Linked DNA regions of Homo sapiens: region 2 is linked to region 1. A link is an interaction called in ENCODE POLR2A ChIA-PET data of the cell type or tissue named here. Cell type or tissue: Caco-2. All regions are shown on one strand. Links, peaks and the distances in the headings refer to the core of each region. The heading gives the core; the rest is flanking DNA.

What was found. ChIA-PET counts read pairs that join two places held together with the same protein. Peaks named below come from ENCODE experiments on the same cell type or tissue, not always from the same donor. Only the 100,000 strongest peaks of a DNase experiment are listed, where the experiment ranks them.
Region 2: POLR2A ChIA-PET joins it to region 1 with 8 read pairs; 1 of 35 experiments calls an interaction of 5 or more read pairs at or near these places.

What each region holds. Positions count from the first base shown.
Region 1 is chr16:647,029-652,401 of GRCh38, forward strand. MCRIP2 (MAPK regulated corepressor interacting protein 2) reads left to right here. Exons shown (of 5, transcript NM_138418.4): 3 at 389-516; 4 at 755-856; 5 at 1,092-1,446. The coding sequence ends at 1,162. It overlaps WDR90 (WD repeat domain 90), which reads left to right and starts at 2,337. Exons shown (of 41, transcript NM_145294.5): 1 at 2,337-2,398; 2 at 2,735-2,826; 3 at 2,963-3,139; 4 at 3,226-3,334; 5 at 3,511-3,681; 6 at 3,967-4,075; 7 at 4,171-4,238; 8 at 4,616-4,719; 9 at 4,799-5,011. The coding sequence starts at 2,389. LOC105371038 (a long non-coding RNA gene) reads right to left here and starts at 2,285. Exons shown (of 2, transcript NR_135177.1): 1 at 1,927-2,285; 2 at 1,430-1,587. RefSeq lists enhancers at 902-951, 2,374-3,196 and silencers at 2,372-2,471, 2,582-2,711. In Caco-2, for the core only: no CTCF peak of the experiment used is centred there; a DNase peak (open chromatin) is centred at 2,233; H3K4me3 peaks cover 2,180 bases.
Region 2 is chr16:20,547-25,919 of GRCh38, forward strand. WASIR2 (WASH and IL9R antisense RNA 2) reads left to right here and starts at 2,370. Exons shown (of 2, transcript NR_130735.1): 1 at 2,370-2,539; 2 at 3,700-4,568. In Caco-2, for the core only: no CTCF peak of the experiment used is centred there; a DNase peak (open chromatin) is centred at 2,582; H3K4me3 peaks cover 276 bases.

The DNA.
Region 1 (5,373 bases), core at 141-5,140:
GGACTGGGTCGTGGCTCAGGTCAGAATCTGGGCTGCTGATGGGATGCAGGTGGCAGCATGGGCACCTGCAAGACCCTCGGGGAGGGGTACTGAGTGGGGCCCGACCAAAGGTTTGGGACACTCTAAGACTGAGGCCCCCACCCTACAGTCACTCACTTCCCTCAGGACACAGGGCTGCAGGTGTGAGCTGAGCTGCCGATGGCTTGGGGACTGCAAGAGAGGCCTGGGCCACCGGCTGCTGTGGGTGGCTGCTCTCTCTGGTTCAGGAAGTGCCTAGGCTGGCCAAGTCTGGGGAAAGTGGGCTGGCCCGGGGCTGCTCCTGAGTTCTGCCAGGCAGCACCGCACCTGGGATGGGCACCAACCATGTCCGTCTCCTCCCTTCCTGCAGTCCAGGGCCAAGGCTTGTGTTCAATCGTGTGAATGGCCGGCGGGCCCCCTCCACGTCCCCATCCTTCGAGGGGACCCAGGAGACCTACACAGTGGCCCACGAGGAGAATGTCCGCTTTGTGTCCGAAGGTAGCGAGCGGGGCCAGAGGGTGCGGCATAGGCTGCTGGGTCGCAAAACCATGGACCCGGGATGGCCCCACTTCAAGCTGACCCACAGCCGCTGCATGGCTGTGCTTTTCCTTGGCACTCTGCCCTTGTGTCCTGTGACCAGCCCTGTGTGGGGCTGGAGTCCAGGGTGACCATCAGGCCCTGGGTGGGCGATGGGGTGCCTGGGACCTGGCTCAGCCCGACTGCCCTCCTCCCACAGCCTGGCAGCAGGTGCAACAGCAGCTGGATGGTGGCCCAGCCGGTGAGGGCGGGCCAAGGCCTGTGCAGTACGTGGAGAGGACCCCCAATCCCCGGCTGCAGAGTGAGCCCCCCAACCCTGTCCCCCCAGGAGAGACCCCCCAGCCCCTCTGATCCTGACCCAGGCCCTGCCAGGTTCCCACCCCAGGGGATGAGGGAGGGGACTCTTGTGCAGAAACCCCTTCTTCCCAGCGCCTGCCGCACTCGGAGTCCGGGTGAGCGGCTTGTGGTTAGCTCCAGGGGAGACTTGCCGGCTGGCCTGGGAGGCAGCATCACTGCCCAGCCTTCTCTGCCCACAGACTTTGTGCCCATTGACCTAGACGAGTGGTGGGCGCAGCAGTTCCTGGCGAGAATCACCAGCTGTTCCTAGTGGCTGCTGGGAGGGGGCGCTGCTACACGGCCGACCTGTCGCCAGGAGAGAAGCATGGCGCCCTGCCCACCCACTGCGCCTGGCTGGGTGCCGGCCACACCTGAAGTGCCAGCATTTGGACTTTTGCACCTTTTTTTCCCTTGGCCCGGCTGTCCCAACCAAGCTGCCATGGCCAAGGGCCGAACCCGTCTGACCTCAGCCCTGCTCACTGTGCCCAGGGACCAGCGACCAGCCCCTGGGGCTGGCAGGGAGGAGCTCCAGGCTAATAAAGTGGAGAAACTGTCTTTTTGGAGTGTCTTTGACTTGGGAGGGTGTAGGGGGGGTTCTCATGTCCAGTTCCAGTCCACAGCCTGGGACGCCAGGCCCAGCACAAACTCCCCTTGTAGCCCTGTTCCTTCAAGCCGTTAGCTTCTCACCCAGCTGCCCTGCGACAGGTAGGAGGGACGTTAGCCAGCCCACCTTGCTTGGAAGTCTGGGGACCCCACTTGGTTCCTCTTTCCTCTCCCGTTGGCGTTGACTGGGACCGAAGCCGAGACTCAAGGCCTAAAGACATTAAATGGCCCCGGAGTGCAGTCCACCACCCCCCACTACCGGCACTGGGGCTGTGTCTCAGAACGCCAGGTCCCATTCTGAATCCGCCGGGCCCGGCCGCAGGACACTGGGCGAAGGAGTACGTGGGGAACCTGATAGGACGAACGTGGGAACCAGCCCCTCCGCGGGCGCCCGCACTACCTTCCCTGATGGACGGGGATGACCCAGCCCACCTGAGTCAGGACCCAGGGTACCCAGGTGTGGAGCAGGGGCCTCTGGACGGCGAGAGAGCGGCAGGGTGAGGCCCGGCCGTCCGTGGCATGGCCAGGCCTCAGCGCGACCTCGCCTCGCTGCTTGCATGCGGCGGGAGCCCCGGCCGGCCGAGGCGCTGACAGGTGGGCGCGGCGGAGGATCCGCAACCGGCGCGGGCTTCGAAGCCGGTCGGGCTAACAGGGGGCTGCCTTGGGAGGCCCGCGGGGCAAAGGGCAGCGGGATTCGCGGCTGGAGCAACCCTGGAGGCCGCTGACGTGAGCGGGGTACTCCCACCGGGGAGGTCACGTGGCCAGGGCGCCGCCATGACGGCGGAAGTAATGGCGGAAGTGGCACCGTTGCCAGGCAGCCGTTGCCTGGCGTCGCGGGGCGTACTCTGCGCTGGGCGCGCGGAGGCCTAGGCGGGAAGCTCGAGCGGCGGCGCCATGGCCCGAGGTAGCGCGCGGCTGGCGGGGGTCCCGAGGATCCCGGGTTCCGGGGTTCCGGGGTCCAGGGTCGGCGGCCGGAGCGCTCAGGGCCCCCGCCTAGGCCCTGAGGCCAGAGTCCCCGCTCAGGCAGGGTCCCGTCTGCCGGGCGCCCACCCTCGGGCTCCCGGAGCTTGGCTTCCCTCGGGCGCCCGGCCTCGTCCCGCCAGCCTAGCTGGCGTTGGCGTCGCCGGGGAAGGCGCGGAGAGCCCCGGCTCCTGCCTGGTCCCCGAGGCCCGGCCCAGCCCCGCAGTGGCCCCGGCTCGCGTGGCCGAGTCCCCTGACGCCCGGCGCCCGCTCCCCGCAGCGTGGCAGCACCCGTTCCTCAACGTCTTCAGACACTTCCGGGTGGACGAGTGGAAGCGCTCCGCCAAGCAGGGGGACGTGGCCGTGGTCACGGTAGGCGGCCGGGGGCTCGCCCGGAGCCCACACCCCTGCCCTGCCCCCAGGAGAGCTGCCCCGCCCCCGAGGGCCCCCTCGCCCCCGCTGCACTTCTTCTGGGTGCTGTCGGTGATGCGGGCTCCCGCTTCTCCAGGACAAGACCCTGAAGGGCGCCGTGTATCGCATTCGGGGCTCAGTCTCTGCCGCCAACTACATCCAGCTCCCTAAGAGCAGCACCCAGTCTCTGGGGCTGACGGGACGATACCTGTATGTGCTCTTTCGGCCCCTGCCCAGCAAGCACTTCGTCATCCACCTCGATGTGTCCTCCAAGGTACGGAGCCCGCGGCTGGGGGCTGCGTGGGAGCCCCGGCACCCCTGCGGCCCCTGTCTCCTCACGGCCCTGCTCCGTCCCCACAGGACAACCAAGTCATCCGTGTGTCTTTCTCCAACCTCTTCAAGGAGTTTAAGTCTACGGCCACGTGGCTCCAGTTTCCCTTGGTCCTGGAGGCCAGGACACCTCAGAGAGGTGACACCAAGATGGGGTGTGGATGATCCAGGACAGGTGGCTGGAGGGAGTTGGTGCAGGCCCAGTGAGGCTCCTCTGCGGCCTGGAGGACAACCTGGCGGGGGCACAAGCTCACAGTTCTGGGAGTCGCGGGCTGTCAGGAGGGTGGGCGCTGACCCTGAGTGCCCATCCTGCAGATCTGGTGGGTTTGGCCCCCTCCGGAGCCCGCTGGACCTGCCTGCAGCTCGATCTGCAGGACGTTCTCCTGGTCTACCTGAACCGGTGCTACGGCCATCTCAAGAGCATCAGGCTGTGCGCCAGCCTGCTGGTCAGGAACCTGTACACCAGTGACCTGTGCTTTGAGCCTGGTGAGGGCCGCACCTGCACTCCCCACTCCATATCTCACCCATGCTCTCAGCCCTGGAGAGGCCCAAGTCCAGGGTGCTTGGGAAAATACAGTGCTCGAGCTGTGCTGTCTCTGAGCTCTGGCCAGAACCCATCCCAGAGGCAGCCCTGGGGTCAGAACCCATCCCAGAGGCAGCCCTGGGGTGGGGCGGTGGCTGGGCTGGTGGCGTGGCAGTGCCTTGGCGGGTGCCCTGTGTTCAGGTGGCTAAACAGCCTCCCTTGACCTGGAACAACCCTGCTCCTTGTAGCCATCTCTGGGGCCCAGTGGGCAAAGCTGCCCGTGACTCCTATGCCTCGGGAAATGGCATTCCCTGTGCCCAAGGGAGAGAGCTGGCATGACCGCTACATCCACGTCCGGTGAGTGGTTCTGCTTCTTTCGAGGGAGGCCTCGGTGGTGGGAGGGTGGGTGGCCCTTGGGCCCCCAGACACTGACTCTCCCTCTGCCTGCCAAGGTTTCCAAGTGAGAGCTTGAAAGTGCCTTCCAAGCCGATTGAGAAGAGCTGTTCCCCTCCTGAGGCAGGTGGGTCTGGGGGGTCAGCGGGGACCCAGGTTAAGGCCTGTAGGGTGCGTGGGGCTCGGTAGGAGAGGGCAGGGCTGGGAAAGGACCCAGTGGTGTGCTGGCTGCAGCTGGTGCAGGGACCCAGGGAAGCCCGTAGGTTGTCCGAGTTCCCAGAACCACGAGGGTGGGAAGTCTGTGTGAGGGGTACCCGGGGGCCCCAAGCTTTCTAGCTGGAAGAGGAGACTTTCAGGGCCTAGGGTGGAAGTGGGGATACTGGCTGTGGGTCCTGCAGAGCCGGTGAGGCTGGGCCACTTGCTGCTGCCCTCCCCAGGCGTCACCCTCACCAGGCATCTGCACAGCTGGCCCCTGGGTCACTGGGGTTCTTTGCTCTGTTCTAGTCCTCCTGGGGCCGGGGCCACAGCCTCTCCCTTGCCCGGTGGCCTCCAGCAAACCTGTGCGGTTCAGTGTGTCTCCAGTGGTCCAGACGCCCAGCCCCACAGCCGTGAGTACCCCCTTCGCCCTATGAGATGGGGTTGGGGTGTGATGGCCCAGGACGCTGATGGGCACTTGTCCCCCAGCAGTCCGGCCGGGCCGCCTTGGCACCCAGGCCCTTCCCGGAGGTCAGCCTGTCCCAAGAGCGCTCAGACGCCTCCAACGCGGATGGCCCCGGTTTCCATAGCCTTGAGCCCTGGGCCCAGCTGGAGGCCTCTGACATCCACACGGCTGCTGCCGGCACCCACGTGTTGACTCACGAGTCGGCTGAGGTGCCCGTGGCCCGCACCGGCTCCTGCGAAGTGAGTGCCCATCCCACAGCAGGCGGGGCCTGGTGAGGTGTGGGCTGGGGCAGCTGGTAGCCCGCCCCGAGATGCATTCAGAACGGATGTGCCTCCAACGGTCTCCTCTTGTTCAGCCTCCTGGCAAGGAGCAGAGCTGGCGGGAGGCGGCTTTGGGGAAGAATCTCTGTCCACAAAGAGTAAGGCAGGGCTTCTGCTCACCCCCAATGCGTCAGCCCCAGGTGGTCTGTGGGGGACCCTCGAAGGTCTGGCAGTGCAACTGGAGTCCCAGCTTCCACCTTACCACAGCCAGCAGGAGCCACCCAGGACCAGGGCAGTCTTCTTGAGAGGCAGGACCCAGCTAGGGGTTGGCGGGGCTCGGA
Region 2 (5,373 bases), core at 211-5,210, 630 kb before region 1:
TGAGGTGTCAGTCTGCCCCTACTGGGGGGTACCTCCCAGATAGGCTACCCGGGGGTCAGGGACCCACTTGAGGAGGCAGTTTGTCTGTTCTCAGATCTCAAACTCCGTGCTTGGAGAACCACTACTCTCTTCAAAGCTGTCAGACAGGGACATTTAAGTCTGCAGAGATTTCTGTTGCCTTTTGTTCGACTATGCCCTGCCCCCAGAAGTGGAGTCTACAGAGGCAGGCAGGCCTCCTTGAGCTGTGGTGGGTTCCACCCAGTTCAAGCTTCCCAGCCACTTTGTTTACCTACTCAAGCCTCAGCAATGGCGGGCACCCCTCCACCAGCCTTGCTGCCACCTTGCAGTTCAATCTCAGACTGCTGTGCTAGCAATGAGCGAGGCTCCGTGGGTGTGGGACCCTCCGAGCCAGGCGTGGGATATAATCTCCTGGTGTGCGGTTTGCTAAGACCGTTGGAAAAGCGCAGTATTAGGGTGGGAGTGACCCTATTTTCCAGGTGCCATCTGTCACAGCTTCCCTTGGCTAGGAAAGGGAATTCCCTGACCCCTTGTGCTTCCCGGGTGAGGCGATGTCTCGCCCTGCTTCGGCTCAAGCTTGGTGGGCTGCACCCACTGTCTGACAAGCCCCAGTGAGATGAACCCAGTACCACAGTTGGAAATGCAGAAATCACCCATCTTCTGCGTCACTCAGGCTGGGAGCTGTAGACTGGAGCTGTTCCTATTCCATGTCTTTATCTTTTAATTGGGTTGTTTTTCTTCTTGTTGAGTATTAGAATGTCTTTGTATATTTTGCATGCAAGTCTTTTTTTCAGGCTTGTTTTATAAATATTTTCTCTCAGTGTGTGCCTTATTTTTTGATTCTCTTAGCAGGATATTTCACAGAGTAGTCATTTTAAATTTTAATGATGTCCAAATTATCATTTTTTTTCTTTTATGGACTGGCTTTTGGTATTGTATCTAAGAACTCATCACCAACCCAAAGTCACGTGGATTTTCTTCTATAAAACTTTTACAATTTTATATTTGATCATTTAAGGCTACAGACTATCTTGAGTGATTTTTTGGGGGTGAGCTATGAAGTTTTTGTCCACATTCAGTGTTTTCCGTATGGTTTCCGATTGTCTATTGCCATTTGTGGAACAGACTTTTCTTTCCCCAGTGAATTGCTTTTGCCCCTTTGACAAAATCAATTGAATGTATTTACTCGGGTTTTTTGGGTTCTGTATTGTGTTCTGTTGAGCTGTTTGTCCATTCCTTCACCAATATCACTCTCTTCATTGCTTTAGCTTTGTGGTAAAGCTAACAATAATGAGTGTACTGCTCCTAAACAAGGAGTATCTGCATTTATTTAATATTTTTTATTCTTCTCAACCGTGATCTAAAGTTTTCTGAATGCATATTTGTATGTATTTTGTTAGATTTATACCTAATAAATTAAATTTTGGGAATGCTATTGTAAATGGTATTTTTTTCAAATTTCAAGTTCAAATTATTCCTATACATTATTGCTGATGATAGAAAGAAAATCAGGCAGTGTGTGGTGGCTCACGCCCGTAATCCTAGCACTTTGGGAGGCCTAGTTGGGAGGATCATTTGAGCTTGGGAGTTCTAGACCAGCCTGGGCAACATAGTTAGACCTGCCCCGCCCATAAAAAATAAAATAATAAATAAAGGAAAATCAGGTGGTGCCGGACACAGTTGTTCACACCTGTAATCCCAGTGTGTTGGGAGGCTGAGGCTGGAGAATTTCTTGAACCCGGGAGCTGGAGGCTGAACTCGGGAGCTGTGATTACACCACTGCACTTCAGCATGGGTGACAGAGCGAGACCCTGTCTCTTAAAGAGAAAAGAAAGAAAATCAATTAAGTTTTGCCTACTGGCCATCTTTTTTTTGAGATGGAGTTTGGCTCTGTCACCCAGGTTGGAGTGCAGTGACATGATCTTGGCTCACTGCAACCTGCGCCTCCTGGGTTCGAGCAATCCTCCTGCCTCAGCCTCCTGAGTAGCTGGGATTACAGGCACGTGCCGCCATGCCCAGCTAATTTTTGTATTTTTAGTATAGACGCGGTTTCACCATGTTAGCCAGGCTGGTCTCAAACTCTGGACCTGAAGTAATCCGCCCGCTTCAGCCTCCCAAAATGCTGGGATTACAGGCATGAACTGGCCATCTTCTTTGCTTCCTTGCTCCATGAGTTCCGATCAAGGCATGGGATGGTGGGCTCCATTTCAGTCGTAATTTCCAAAATCCACAGCCTGGAAAAATCTAGACGCTGATTTTCAGAGACTCCCCATGGCTGCCGCAAGGGGGCGCATGGCCCCTGGCAACTCGGGGCGCCGTGCACGCACCGCGTCTCATCCACACAGCGGCAGTCACTTTGCGGCCACTATGAGGACTGAGCTTCCTCTCCCCAGGACCCGCATGGGAGAGACCGCGGCTTCGAGACACCTGGGGACACCTGGGGACACCTGGGGCGGCGTCCGCGGTGAGGACTGGGAGACGCTGCTGCATCTCCGGGACACCACTTGGGGCCGAGGCCAAGGTGAGGAAAAGGCTTCCCGCCCCCGCTGTGAGTGTGGCGGAGCGAGCGCGGCTGCATTTCCCGTCGTGCACTTTGTAGCAGGACCTCACTTTGTAGGAGATTCCCCTTCATGGAGGCTTGGGCGGGTCACCCCCAGTGCAGGCCAAGATGCAGGTTACGGATGTGAGTTTCTTTCTGGGAAGAGACCCTGGTACCGGGAGAGGAGGAAGAACGCGGAGACGCTGTCGGGAGATCAGCCTGAGGCCGAGGAAACAGGCCCCTGGGATCAGTGCTGGATGTTTGTTTTTGATTTTGTTTTTTGCTTTTTGTTTTTTTTTTTTTTTTTTTTTTTTTGGAGACGGCGTCTCGCTCTGTCACCCAGGCTGGAGTGCAGTGGCGCAATCTCCGCTGACTGCAACCTCTGCCTCCATGGTTCAAGCGATTCTCCTACCTCAGCCTCCCAAAGCTGGCACTACAGGAGCAGGCCACCATGTCCAGCTAATTTTTATATGTTTTGTAGAGACGGGGTTTCACCACGTTGAGCAGGATGATCTCAATCTCCTGACCTCGTGATCTGCCCGCCTCGGCCTCCCAAAGTGCTGGGATTACAGGTGTGAGCCACCATGCCCTGCCCTCTTTCTTTTTGAGAGGAAGCCTCACTCTGTCGACTAGGATGGAGTGCAGGTGTGCAATCTCTGCTCACTGCAACCTCCGCTTCCTGGGCTCAAGCGATTCTCCTCCCTCAGCCTCCCAAGTAGCTGGGACTACATACAGTTGTGCGCCACGGCGCCCAGCTAATTTTTTTTTTTTTTTTTTTTTTTGTATTTTTAGTAGAGACGGGGGTTTCACCATGTTGGCCAGGTTGGTCTCGAACTCACTGAGCTCAAGTGATCCTCCTGCCTCGGCCTCCTAAAGTGCTGGGATTACAGGCGTGAACTGGCCATCTTCTTTGCTTGCTGTCTCCATGGGTTTCGATCGGGGCACGGGATGGTGGGCTCCATGTCAGTTGAAATTTCCAAAATCACGGCATGGAAAAATCCAAACGCTAATTTTCAGGGATTCTCCACGGCTGCCATTAGGGGGCCCGGCCAAACCCGGAGCGCCACAGTAGAACTGCGTCTGATCCGTACAGCGGCATCCCTGGGTGTGAGGACTGTGAGGACGGAGTTTTCTCTCCTCAGGACCCACCCAGGAGGGGCCATGGCTTCGAGACACCTGAGGACACCTGGGGCCACGTCCGCGATGAGGACATCTCTGGGACACCTGGGGCTGCATCTCCGGGACACCTGGGGCTGACCCTGGTACGGGGAAAGGAGGAGGAACACAGAGACGCCCTCGTGAGGTCGGGGACCAGCAGGCACCACAGTCTAAGGCCAATGAAACAGGCGCCCCTAGATGAGTGCTCGGTGTTTGTTTTGTTTTGTTTTCTTTTGAGAAGGAGTTTCGCTCTTGCTCCCCAGGCTGGAGTGCGATGTCGCGATCTCGACTCACTGCAACCTCTGCCTCCCGGGTTCAAGCGATTCTCCTGCCTCAGCCTCCCGAGTAGCTGGGATTACAGTCATGCGCCATCACGCCCGGCTAATTTTGTAGTTTTAGTAGAGACGGTGTTTCTCCATGTTGATCAGGCTGGTCTCGAACTCCTGATCTCAGGTGATCCACCCACCTCGGCCTCCCAAAGTGCTGGAATTACAGGCGTGACCCACTGGGCCCGGCCAGTGCTTTGTGTTTTAAGGCTCTTTTGTTAACGCAGTGGAAACAACACAGGAAATGGAAAAGCAGGCACATTATCATTCTCAGGCCACTGCATTTAGCCTGGGCGACAGAGCGAGACCTTGTCTCAAAAAACAAAAACAAATGAAAACAAAAACAAACCATTTTGTGTGTCTAATGGAAGTGACCTCGTCAACAACAGTCTTTTGTTGAGAAAGTCTGTTTAATTGGCAGTGTATTTGTAATGGTACATAAAATGACGTCTGCTTTATAAGCATTCTCATTCCTATATTAGATGAAATGTATTAACTATATCAAGCTTTGATATTATACCATAAAATTACTTGAAGAAAGTCACTACTCTTTTTTTTCCTTTACCTTGACCATTTTAAATAAAATCATATTTCATTAAGGTTAGTTAATACTGAGCTGTAAATATGTATGGTCCTGGGGTCTTTTCTTTCTTTTTTCCTTTTTTTTTTTTTTTTTTTGAAACGGAGTCTCGCTCTGTCTCCCAGGCTGGAGTGCAGTGGCGCAATCTCGGCTCACCGCAACCTCCACCTCCTGGGTTTGAGCAATTCTCTGCCTCAGCCTCCTAAGTAGCTGGGATTATAGTCACTTACCACCATGCCTGGCTAATTTTTTTTTTTTATATATTTTTAGTAGAGATGGGGTTTCACCATCTTGGCCAGGCTGGTATTGAACTCCTGACCTTGTGGTCCACCCACCTCGGCCTCCCAAAGTGCTGGGATTACAGACATGCGCCACTGCTCCTGGCCTCTTTTCTTTTTTTGACATGGAGTCTCACTTTGTTGCCCAGGCTGGAGTGCAGTGGCGTGATCTCGGCTCACTGCAACCTCTGCCTCCCGGATTCAAGTGATTCTCCTACTTCAGCCTCCCGAGTACCTGGGATTACAGGCCTGAACAACCATGCCCAGCTAATTATTTTTGTATTTTTCATAGAGATGATAGGGTTTTGCCATGTTGCCCAGACTGGTCTCAAACTTCTGGGCTCAAGCAGTCTGCTTGCCTCAGCCTCTCAAAGTGCTGGGATTACAGGCATGAGCCACCATGCCAGGCCTGTCTCATTCCAATAAGGAATTATTAGCTTTTTCTGAGCACCACTGTGTGCAGGTGTCTTGCTC